Linked DNA regions of Homo sapiens: regions 1, 2 and 4 are each linked to region 3. Evidence: chromatin contacts called from ENCODE Hi-C or POLR2A ChIA-PET data. All regions are on one chromosome and are shown on one strand. Each heading gives the region's core, a stretch centred on a gene start or an enhancer-like site at or near the end of the contact. The rest is flanking DNA. Distances are from core to core; before and after follow the strand shown.

The links. Hi-C counts contacts between places; a loop is a spot of excess contacts on that map. ChIA-PET counts read pairs that join two places held with the same protein, here RNA polymerase II (POLR2A). Pooled maps may share reads with other maps.
Region 1: a pooled map shows a loop between it and region 3 (1.9-fold over the local background). The contact joins two enhancer-like sites. A Hi-C loop is called at or near these places in 9 of 168 maps with a recorded cell type or tissue (Right ventricle myocardium inferior, Right ventricle myocardium superior, cardiac septum and 5 more) and 5 of 50 pooled maps. POLR2A ChIA-PET finds 5 or more read pairs at or near these places in 2 of 52 experiments (H1 and WTC11).
Region 2: a loop to region 3 is called in a pooled map, with 2.1 times the contacts of the local background. The contact joins two enhancer-like sites. A Hi-C loop is called at or near these places in 1 of 50 pooled maps. POLR2A ChIA-PET finds 5 or more read pairs at or near these places in 2 of 52 experiments (CD4-positive, alpha-beta T cell and activated B cell).
Region 4: a pooled map shows a loop between it and region 3 (2.0-fold over the local background). The contact joins two enhancer-like sites. A Hi-C loop is called at or near these places in 1 of 168 maps with a recorded cell type or tissue (transverse colon), 1 of 37 single-sample maps with no recorded cell type and 2 of 50 pooled maps. POLR2A ChIA-PET finds 5 or more read pairs at or near these places in 3 of 52 experiments (Caco-2, H1 and endothelial cell of umbilical vein).

Annotation. Positions count from the first base shown.
Region 1 is chr10:13,902,850-13,905,647 of GRCh38, reverse strand. All of the region lies in intron 2 of FRMD4A (FERM domain containing 4A), which reads left to right. Among named protein-coding and RNA genes, the nearest start is that of FRMD4A-AS2, 87 kb to the left of the region's middle. RefSeq lists an enhancer at 869-1,385. Within about 2 kb of position 1,512, at least 2 of the 41 ENCODE cell types and tissues checked have a DNase peak (open chromatin) inside an H3K27ac peak, as active enhancers do.
Region 2 is chr10:13,711,621-13,714,394 of GRCh38, reverse strand. The region is part of intron 12 of FRMD4A (FERM domain containing 4A); the gene reads left to right. It overlaps LOC105376426 (a long non-coding RNA gene), which reads right to left. Exons shown (of 4, transcript XR_001747371.2): 2 at 2,381-2,473. Among named protein-coding and RNA genes, the nearest start is that of PRPF18, 130 kb to the right of the region's middle. RefSeq lists enhancers at 960-1,824, 1,825-2,691. Within about 2 kb of position 1,299, at least 13 of the 41 ENCODE cell types and tissues checked have a DNase peak (open chromatin) inside an H3K27ac peak, as active enhancers do.
Region 3 is chr10:13,807,755-13,810,672 of GRCh38, reverse strand. The region is part of intron 4 of FRMD4A (FERM domain containing 4A); the gene reads left to right. Among named protein-coding and RNA genes, the nearest start is that of FRMD4A-AS2, 180 kb to the left of the region's middle. Within about 2 kb of position 1,610, at least 2 of the 41 ENCODE cell types and tissues checked have a DNase peak (open chromatin) inside an H3K27ac peak, as active enhancers do; they include endothelial cell of umbilical vein, where a contact is called at or near this core.
Region 4 is chr10:13,923,194-13,926,036 of GRCh38, reverse strand. The region is part of intron 2 of FRMD4A (FERM domain containing 4A); the gene reads left to right. Among named protein-coding and RNA genes, the nearest start is that of FRMD4A-AS2, 67 kb to the left of the region's middle. Within about 2 kb of position 1,501, at least 6 of the 41 ENCODE cell types and tissues checked have a DNase peak (open chromatin) inside an H3K27ac peak, as active enhancers do; they include endothelial cell of umbilical vein, where a contact is called at or near this core.

The DNA.
Region 1 (2,798 bases), core at 263-2,762, 95 kb before region 3:
AAATTATAGATAATGCGTGTAATGTGCATGGCACTCAACAAATAGTAGATATTATTATTATTATCACTATTATTATGAGCTGATCATATTAATAGTTTAGGTTATAACCATTTCCAAGGGAATTTCCTTTGTAAAGAGCACAAGGGGCATTCTCTGAAGATTTGAAAGGTACTTTCCTTTCTCTTCACTATGTATTTCCTCTTCTACTGAGAACTTGATTTCACTTTTGAGAAAAAATCTGTGCCTACCTTCCCAAAACCACACAAAGAAGTTAAAAGTACATGAACAAAGGAAGAACCTTAGATCTCTAAGAGCCAACATGAAAACAATTCATAGTTTACAAAGGAGAGACTAGGGAGAGATGGAAGCATGTCTATTTCAAGATCTAATAGAAACTAGACCTGCTCTATTATTAAGAGCTTTTATTAGGCCCCCTCAAAAGCTTTCAGGAGTCTTCAAAATGCATTGCAGGTATCCCCAAAAAAGTGGGCTTTATTGTTGGGGCCAGTGTTGCGACTGGTCCTTGTTCATTTATGAGAAACAGTGGTCACAGTTCCAGACTTTAAGGAAGGCTGCCTTCCTTAAAACTGTTTTAAGGAGTTGCGTATTAACACTGGTCAAATGCTGTTTTCTTTTCTTTTTTTTTTTTTTTTTTGAGATAGAGTCTCACTCTGTCGCCCAGGCTGGAGTGCAGTGGCACAATCTCCGCTCACTGCAACCTCTGCCTTCCGGGTTCAAGCGATTCTCCTGCCTCAGCCTCCTGCGTAGCTGGGATTGCAGGCATCCACCACCACACTGGCTAATTTTTGTATTTTTTAGTAGAGACAGGGTTTCGCCACGTTGGCCAGGCTGGTCTCAAACTCCTGACCTCAGGTGATCCTCCTGCCTTGGCTTTCCAAAGTGCTGGGATTACAAACGCTGCTTTCTACCATCACTGACTCCCCTGCTTTTTATTAGCAGGATGGATTTAACTATAAAAATCTATTGGGTTCTGATCACAATGCTTGGCTAAAAGAAAGTGATAAAGTGAAATTAAATACCATACACCGTGTACAGGTGAACACATTTTGAGGATCTGGAATACAAGAAAATTATTAAAACACAAAGCACTGCCGTGATGCCTGTCTTTGAAGAATTCTTGACGGAGAGCAGTATAAAGACATATGCAAAGGTGGTGATGAAAACGTGCTGAGCATAGAGATGCGCATGGGTTATTTAGGGCATGGGAGAGGGGAACCTCGGGGAAGGCTTCCCGGGGAATGAGGCGTCTGAGCGGAGCTGGAAGAGTGAGTGGGAGTCAACCAGGTGTCAGGGAGGACGGGAGGGTTTTCCGCGCAGATGTACGGCCGTGCGAAAGCAAGAAGGCAAGAAGCACAGGGGCCTGTAGGAGCGTTCTCCTTGGCTGGGAGGCGAAACGCCAGCAGGAAATAGTGGTTGGTGAGGCCAGACAGGCAGGCAGGCCCTATTTTCAACTGGACTGTAGGCAAAAGGGGACAAAGGCCACTTCCGCATCTGTTCACTGTCATGTCCCAGCCCCCACCAGTGCCTGGTGATGAACAAATGCCAGGGAGCTTCAGCTTCACTCGGGGTGTGAGAGATATTTAGATATTTCAGAAGTGGAGCGACACGATTATATTTCATTTTAGATAGGGAGGCAATCGGTTAGGAAGCATTTCCATCAGAATTAAGTTCTTAAGACTGCAATTCTACATCCAAGAATGTCCATTCATTCATTTTATTCACTCATCAGACAATTTTTTTTTTTAAGAGACAAGCTGTCGCTGTCACCCAGGCTGGAGTGTAGTGGCATGGTCCTATCTCACTGCAGCCTCCAACACCTGGGTTCACACCATCTTCCCACTTCTGCCTCTAGGGTAGCTGGGACCACAGGCACATGTCACCACCACGCCCTGGCTATTTTTTTTTTATTTTTATTTTTTTAGAGATGGGGTCTTGCTATGTTGCCCAGGCTGGTCTCAAACTCTTGGCCTCAAGTGATCCTCATGCCTCAGCCTCCTGAGTAGCTGGGACTACAGGCGTGCATCACTACACCTGGCTAATTTTTATTTAAAAACATTTTTTGTAGAGTTGGAGTCTTGCTATGTTGCCCAGGCTGGTCTCAAACTCCTGGCCTAGAGTGATCCTCCTGCCTTCACCTTCCAAAGTGCTGGAATTACAGGCATAAGCCACCATGCACGGCCTCAACAAATATCTATTGAATGTTTAGTATGTTCCAAAGACTGTTCTAGGCTCAGGAGATTTAGCAAAAAGCCAAATGGACGTAAATCCCTGCTCTCGTGGGAAGGACAGGTAATAAAACAAACAGCTAAGTAAATAAATGGTACAGTCTGTTAGAAGGCAAAAGAAAGAATGGAGACAAACTAGGAAAGGGATTAGGAACGGGGGGAGCAGGAGGTGGGCAGGTGGGAGGAGTTGCTATTTTTAAGAAAGGTGGTTAGAAAAGATCTCACTAATAAGGGTACATCTGAGCAGGGACCTGAAAAGGTAAGAGCTTGATTCCTACTGGTATCTGGAGGAGGGCCTTCCAAGCAGATGGAAGTGCAAAGGCCCTGGGGCTAGCACAAGCGTAAAGACAACAGGGTGCCCGGAGCACAGTAAAAGCCAAGAGGTAGGAAAATTGTGCTGAGTGTAAGCTCCAATCAGCAGGATCAATATCTTTGGAATCTGTTAAAAATGTAAATTATTACACCCTAACCCAAGCTAAGAATCAGAGACCTGGGTTGGAAATGGGAGTGGGGGTAACACTCAAGAATCTGTTGTTTGTTGTTGTTTTTTTT
Region 2 (2,774 bases), core at 50-2,549, 96 kb after region 3:
ATATGATTTCAACCCACTAAAAACATATACCTGGGCCAGGATGTTGGCTCACACCTATAATCCTAGCACTTTAGGAAGCCAAGGCGAGTGGATCACCTGAGGTCAGGAGTTCGAGACCAGCCTGGCCAACATGATGAAACCCCGTCTCTACTAAAAATACAAAAATTAACTGGGCATGTTGGTGGGAGCCTGTAATCCCAGCTACTTGGGAGGCTGAGACAAGAGAATCACTTGAACCCGGGAGGCAGCAGAGGTTGCAGTGAGCTGAGAACGTGCCACTGCACTCCAGCCTGGAGGATAGAGTGAGACTGTGTCTCAAAAAAAAAGTATATTTTATATATATATATATATATATATATATATATATGTATATTTTATATATGTATATTATATATGTATATTATATATGTATATTACATATATGTATATATTATATATGTGTGTGTATTACATATATGTATATATTATATATGTATATATATTACATATATGTATATATTATATATGTATATATATTACATATATGTATATATATTATATATATGTGTATATATATTACATATATGTATATATATTATATATATGTGTATATATATTACATATATGTATATATATTATATATATGTGTATATATACCTACTTCTGTTGCCCCTTAGAACCGGCTGTGCTCCAATAGCAAAACCTTACCAGGGCACATGGGATCCAGTCCTCTGAGAGCACAGGTTTGGAGCTTTCTGGGTGCTCTCACATTTTAAATTCCATCTGATTCGGGTTCAGTGACTCCTTTCTTTTGCCCTGCAGCCCTCTAGATGTGAAACAACTCATTTGTATTTGCTGAAAATGTAAATCCGTCTAAAGATTTGCAAGTGCCAGTCTGCTCTAGAAAGTAAAAAGGGCAGAAATGAAATAAGGAAGTGAGTTTTTCAGTTTGTATGTTTTCTTCTGAGCTTGGAGATTATTCCTGTCCATGAGTCTAATTCTTCTTATATAGAGACTCAGAACAAGAAGCTTGAAACAACTTTGTTCTCGTTCATTGTCAGAGCTTCATGGTGTGTTAGAAAGAGCCCAGGACCAGAAGTCACAAGATGTGGGTCCCATCATCAATTACTTATTTAACCTCTGCCAATCCCTTAACCTCTCTCTACTGGGGTTACTTTATCTGTGCAAGGAGGAGGTGGACCAGATGGCTGCTGTGATTCTGTGTAATAGCCCCCCTGGATGAAACAGGAAGTTACTCATAGGGAGATCATTAAGAAGCTTGGTGACTCAGCCTCAGGGGCAGCGGGGGAAGACGAGGTTCTCCAAAGTCCTAGTCAAGCATCAGAGCCACTAGACTGAGCTTCCTCTCAAGCGTCTATTTCCACATCGTCCTGGGAGCTTGCCCACCACTCCACATGCAGTCCCAGCTCTCCATAAATGCTGGCTGGGGAGGAAGTCCAGTGGAGCCAAAGCCCCTTCCTCTGCCCCAGCCTTCAGCTAAATACAGGATGTGGGAATCCAGCAGGCCATCTAATAGAAACCAGTAACTGGTCCCTGCTCATTAAGTACTTAGAGTGGACCCTGTTGCATTCAGGTCTCAAAGGCAGTATTTATTACCCACTTTTGTTTGCACTCCGTGGATAAGTGTTTCCCACCTCCTGTTTTCATACATGAAGATACTGAGGCCCAGAACAGGGAAGTGGAGGACCTGTGATCGCATTGGGAGTCACGGCAAGTCTAGGTCAGAAACTAAGAATCCACATCCAGTATCAGCCAGTCCCAACAACAGGGACAGACATAGTCTCAAGGAAGCCACTACTTGGTGGTTTCCTCTAAGTTTTGTTTCACGCAAGTCCAGATCATCCAGGCTGTTTTTTTTGTTGTTGCTCTTTTTTTTTTTTTGAAATGGAGTCTCACTGTGTTGCCCAGGCTGGAGTGCAGTGGTAAGATCTCGGCTCACTGCAACCTCCGTCTCCTGGGTACAAGCGATTCTCCTGCCTCAGCCTCCGGAGTAGTTAGGATTACAGGCGCGTGCCACTACACCTGGCTAATTTTTAGTAGAGATAGGATTTCACCATGTTGACAAGGCTGGTCTCGAGCTCCTGACCTCAAGTGATCCCCCAACCTTGGCCTCCCAAAGTGTTGGGATTACAAGCGTGAGCTACCATGCCTGGCCCAGGCTGTCCTTCATCACAGTTGTCGTTGTGTTTTAGTCTTTGGAGTATGGAAAGCATTGAGTATTGAAAGCTACTGAGTATTGAAGCATTGCTGTATAGAAAACTAGAGGAAGCCAGGACTCCAAGGATAGAAGGAAAGAATACTTGTTATCATTTACCGTATAAAAGGAAAGCCAGGCCATGGTGCAGGATGAAAAAGATTTGCTTTTTTACTTTCTACTTACAGTCATATTGTAGCTCATTTGTAAAAATCATTCCACTTGTAAAGTTAACCATCCATTAGTCAGTAAGAGCTGTTCCCACTAATTGGTGGACTCCTGGGGAAAGCAACATAGTTAGAGGTTAGAGTAATGGACCAGGTGCCCTTGACTTCTATTTCTGGTTCCTTCACTTACTTGCTGTGTGGCCTTAGGCAGTTTTCCTTAATTTCTCTGGGCCTTGTTTCACCCAAGAAGTAAATTTCCCACTTGATCTTCTTGAGGGATGCCAAAAGATCAAAGGAACGATGTTTGCAGGGCTTTTTAAAGATGCTTAAGTGACGTGCACTAGAAACCCCTTGATTTAATAGGTATGAATTAATACATTCTTTGATTATTGGTAGAACTAAGTATTTTAGCT
Region 3 (2,918 bases), core at 361-2,860:
GAATTTCAAAGGCCTTGTGGTCATGCCTGGTACAGCCAAAGGATATAATTAGGGTGATACTAATATTATAAAATTATTAGGTAAACTAGTTCTAATAATCAAGCAGGTTTGTGTTCAGACTGAAATGTTTATTTTTTTTTAAGTGGATCTATGTGAGTTTGTTTTCTATTTAAGTTAAATGAAAACTTCTGGAAATGAAACATTTCTCTCTACTGTTGGGATAACAATAACAGGAAGTGAATTTGATGATAAATTCAAAATGAAAATAACCTGTGCAGTTTCAGTGTCTAAACTGAAATAAAGCGACTATGAAAATAAAAAATTCAGATCACTGATCTGATGAGAAGAATATTTGCTTTCAAGGGTCTTTTCAGTTTGGCTCTATAAAGTGGTGTTGTGTAATACAAGTAAGGAAAATCTTTACTAAAATTTCCATTTTCTTTTTAAGGTACTGTTATCAAAAGAGTATACTGAATACCTGTATAGATTTCTAGATAAAAATGAGCTATTCTAAGAAAATAGTTCATAATTCTCTTTCCTCTGTGCACACACGTACAGTCACAAACACACACACAGACTCTCTCTCTCTCTCTCTGTCTTCCAGATCTTCAGAAATACAGAGATGATTTCCTAAACTACTAATAGATCAGTGTTAGGTTAGTGGCCAGGCAAGACAGTACAGGGGAGCCGAGGCCCTGGGAATCAGGTGGTGCCACTGAAGCAAGAACAGGTGGGCATCCACATGGGCCAGTGAGAGAGGCAACCAGGTGTCCCTGCACATGGCTACACTTGGCCTTGGTGAGATGCAAGTGGAAGGGGTGGTCTTATGACTTATTATCCAAATTGAGACACTGAACAAAAGGGGGTGTCGTTGGGACTGTCTTGGGCAAACCGGACCATCTGGTCACCCTGTAAATCAGGGACATTTCAGGCTGTGGTGTGTTCAGAGAGCAGGCAGCAGGAGCAAAGCCACATCTTCCTCAAGAAAGCTGGGAGGAGCAAGGTGGGCCCCTCGTCCTGGAGCCTGCAGGGAACTGGAATGCAGGTGGGAGTGGCCGTCGGTGGGCAGGAGGAATTGCAGGCAGGGCCAAGTAAGCCCAGCTGGGAAAGGTTCAGGGCTGTGCGGGGAAGGACCCAGCACTGCAATTTTTTTAAAAGCTTTTAAACAAATGCACATGTAGAACAATTACTTTTACAAATGTAGATTATTCTCTCCCCTTTCTCCTGAGAATCACTGTAAACCACTTAAATTGCTGTTGAGACTATTTTCACTAATCAGAAGGAAACCCTAAGTTTCAATTAATCATAGCCCCATTGTTCACATTTCCCACGTAAGTTTACTAAAAGATCCCGTGAACTCTAGAGGAGGCCTGATTAGGCTTCCCTTTTGAATAAACAAGAATTGAAAAACGAACGTGTGATCCTGGGCTGAAGGGGAAGATGATGTGAGTCTGCAGAACATTTCAGATCACTGCCCTAACAGCACTGACTGGCAGGAATCGGACCTAGGTAGAAAGTCACTCTTCTCCCAGGAGGGTTGAGAGCACCAAAACCACACGTCACAGCAGGGGGTGCACACACCCAAGTTCAGCTTCCCCATCCAGCTAAGCTGGTACACTCCATGTCTGAGTTCTCCTGGCTCTCTGTGCTGACCAGGAAAGCATGTGCGTGCATGCGTGTGTGCGTGCGTGTGTGCGTGCGTAGAAGCCAGGCTGGATAAAAGTGTCTTGCCCCCTCTAGTAGTGGAGCTGGCTATGTGGAGGCTCTGTGGGGGGCAGTGATGAAGAGGAGTGAGCCATCCTTCTGGCATGATCCAGAGAAAGTGCAGCCATTTCCATCACCTGCCCCAGAGTCTAGGTGGGAGGGTCTCTCCAGCCACAGAAGGAGTGGCGGCCAGCCAGCTGGAGGTCACTAGAAAACCACTGGAGCTGGCAAAAGATTTCTGAAAAAGAACTAGCAGATGTGCCTGGTGCACCAGGGGAAAGGGCAGGTGTCAGGAGCCCAGAGGAGGTGAAGAGCTGGCTCCTGCAAGGCTGGGCAGTGGTGAGGCCGTGACTCAAGGGCTGTCAGTCCTGGCGGTACAATGCCAGGGCCAACAGACATTGGGAGTGCCTCTTTGTTCATCTGAACTTTTCTCCTTTTCCTGGTAGGAAAGAAGAACAAAAGCTGCCCCTGCAAAATAGTGCCCTTGGGTGTTCACCTGCTCTGGCTTGGTGATTCCTAGGTAGTAAGCGCTAGCCTTACAGTACTACATCCCCTGGCCTTGCTCTGTATCACGGGACACTACAGCAAAATTGTTTTATAACCGTGTTTTCTAATTCTGCATGTGTATTGTGAGCATGTGTGTGTCTGTGCTTTATACAGGTGCTACACTGTGTGTTTTACAGTAAAATGCAATCGTAGTTCCATTCTTTATGACAGCCTGTGGTGTATCACATGTATTTGTCTATTTCCTAATGCAAATAAAACAAGGCTATCACGTGGAAAGCACTTATAAACTGTGAAGTGCCGTACAAGTGCAAGATACTCTTACCAGCAGCATGATTGTTCCTGAGAGTAGAATTTCTAATAGTAGGCTGAGCATGGTGGCTCACACCTGTAATCCCAGCACTTTGGGAGGCTGAGGTGGACAGATCACTTGAGGTCAGGAGTTCGAGACCAGCCTGGCCAACATGGTGAAACCCCGTCTCTACTAAAAATACAAAAATCAGTCAGGCATGGTGGCATGTGCCCATAATCCTAGCTGTTTGGGAGGCTGAGGCAGAAGAATCGCTTGAACCCGGGAGGCAGAGTTTGCAGTGAGCCGAGAGTGTGCCACTGCACTCCACCCTGAGCAACAGAGTAAAACACTGTCTCCAAAAAAAAAAAAAAAGAATTTCTAAATAATAGAACGTGTGACTCTAGGTCATATATTGTCA
Region 4 (2,843 bases), core at 252-2,751, 120 kb before region 3:
CAGACGCCTAATAGGAGAAATAAAAAGTTGATTTCCTTGAGCAGCAAATTTTTAGCACACACCAAATTCAATCAATCATATAAATGTACTGATTGATAACTTGAAATTGCATGAGGTAAAGGGAAATTTTATACTAAAAAAAAAAAAAAAAAAGAGCCAGGTGCAGTGGCTCACCCCTGTAATCCCAGCACTCTGGGAGGCCGAGGTGGGCAGATCACGAGGTCAGGAGATCTAGACCATCCTGGCTAACACGGTGAAACCCTGTCTCTACTAAAATTACAAAAAATTATTCAGGCGTGGTGGTGCGTGCCTGTAGTCCCAGCTCCTGAGGAGGCTGAGGCAGGAGAATTGCTTGAACCTGGGAGGCGGAAGTTGCAGTGAGCCGAGATCACGCCACCGCACTCCAGCCTGGGCAACGGAGTGAGACTCCATCTCAAAAAAAAAAAAAAAAAAAAAAAAAAAAAAAAAAAGCGTTTCACTACAATAGAAACTTTCACTGGGCCCGATATTGTTACACTGAAAATGGATTTTAAAGAAGGAACAGAAACTAAAATTAAAGAGCATTTGCATGCTGCCTTTTGTGCAATTAAATTTTTCTGGGAAAGTGGTTTGAATGACCAAGAACAGAAGATAAAGCGATCACATTCAGGAGGTTAAATTTTTGTACACAAAAGTAAATATACAAATACTTTTGATTGATAATAGAAGTGGTGATTAGAGGGAATTCTTTGTTTAATGTATATCTCCATCTGTTTTGGCCCAGTGGTCAAGATCAAGCCCCACCATTGGTGCAGTCAGTGAATCTAAATTCTGATCAGGAGTGGGATAACCCCACCATCCCTGTGATATCTCTTCCTTGAAAGAAGTAAGTGCAGATCTTGCCCATTGTGCCACCACAATTGCAGCCTGTATTAATGAAGAAATGCTCCAGTTGCATTCTCTCTTAAGTCATTCTTTTTTTTTTTTTTTTTTTTACACGGAGTCTCGCACTGTCACCAGAGCTGGAGTGCAGTGGTGCAATCTCGGCTCACTGCAACCTCCGCCTCCCAGGTTCAAGTGATTCTCCTGCCTCAGCCTCCTGAGCAGCTGGGATTACAGGCGCCCGCCACCACGCCTAGCTAATTTTTTGTATTTTTAGTAGAGACGGGGTTTCACCATGTTGGCCAGGCTGGTCTCGAACTCCTGACCTCATGATCCGCCCGCTTCGGCCTCCCAAAGTGCTGGAAGTCATTCTTTCAACAGATGTCTGCTGAACACACTATGACAGGTACTCTTCTAAACATCAGGGATAACGCCGAGAATAAAACATGTCCGTGCCCATGCTCAGGAAAGTTCCATTTTAAGAGGACTTAGGGTAGACAGGAAATGAACAAATATAAAATCTGTACTGTGTCAGATGATAAGTAACATCATGAAGAAAAATAAAATAGTCTAGGAGGATGGAGAGTAATGTGAAAAGAATGTGGTTTTGACTGAGTGGTCAGGGACTGCTTCTCCCTGAGAGAAGTCCTTCCTTTATGGCAAGAGATGCTATCTGGGGGAAGAGAGTCCCAGGCAGAGGGAACGGTAAGTGTGGTGGCCTAGAGGTGGGAGCATGGCTTTTCTGATGACTGGGAAAAAAAAAAAGGAACGAGAAGAAAAGTAGGCGGAGATAAGATGGGGTAGAAAGGAGATTTCCAAATAATGTTGATTTTTTAGGCTGGCCCATGCACTTTGGCTTTTACTCTTAATTAGATGAGAAGTCATTGGAGGAACTTCAGCTGGAGTGTAATGTGATCTGGCTTACGATTTTAAAGGATTACTCAGGCCATGGCATGGACAATAGACTGAAGGAGGCCATGTTCCACAGCCTGAGTCATTTTTAGCCATTCCCTCATTGGGCAACAGAGACAGCATGTCCATGAGATGGGCACATAGTATAAAAGTGGGGAATAACAGCTTCAAGATCTTAAAAAGCTTCTTCTTAACTTTAGATGCGCAGCTGAATTGCAGCCTCCACTGCCTCTCCCCTAGCCACGGCCCACCCCAACCTGATGGTTGATCCCTCTCACATGGTTTGTCATTGACATGTGGCACATGCTGCCTCTATCATTACATTGCTTTGTGACTTGCAGGTTTATTTTGTCTATCTCCCCTTCAATACTGTGCCAACCTTGAAAACAGGGTGGTGCCATGTTCACCTCTCCATTCCTCCCCAGGGCTGGCACATCACAGAGACTCAACCATGCTTCTTTGCATCAGTGAATTCTTTAGCAATCTGTTAGGACTAGCTAGCACCAATAAGATGAAATATCTTAAAGATCAACTGCTTATGTATAAGATAAACGTGGCCTACCTTTACAATAGTCCAGGTTTTAAAAAAAAGTCTGATTTTTAGCAGACCTTGAACTCGGTGTGAGGCATTACATGTGGTATAGCTGTTCTTTAAAAAAAGTGATGAAACCTTATGGTAAACATAGGTTTGGGCCATTTGCCGATTAGAATAAATGTATCATAGCATATACATGATGCTGTGCTAACATACCCGGTTTATGTGTGTGTACGTATGTGCACACATGTGTGAGCAGAAGCATTGTTTCCTCTTTCATCAGATAAGGGACCTGCCCACAGAGCCTAAGTCTAAAGTTGTGGTACTAGTAGTTTGGAAGGAGAAAATGTCGCACTCAGGAACACTTGTATGGAGGTCGGGTGCTTTAGTTCCTTGACATCATAACGGTCATGGGTTTTGTTGACACCTGAAGAAGAAAGCTGTTTATTTACATATACACTGTAGATTCTCCTTAGATGAAAGGGATTTGGCCTTAAACATCATCTTCAAGGAAACATATATTGATGCTTCTAAG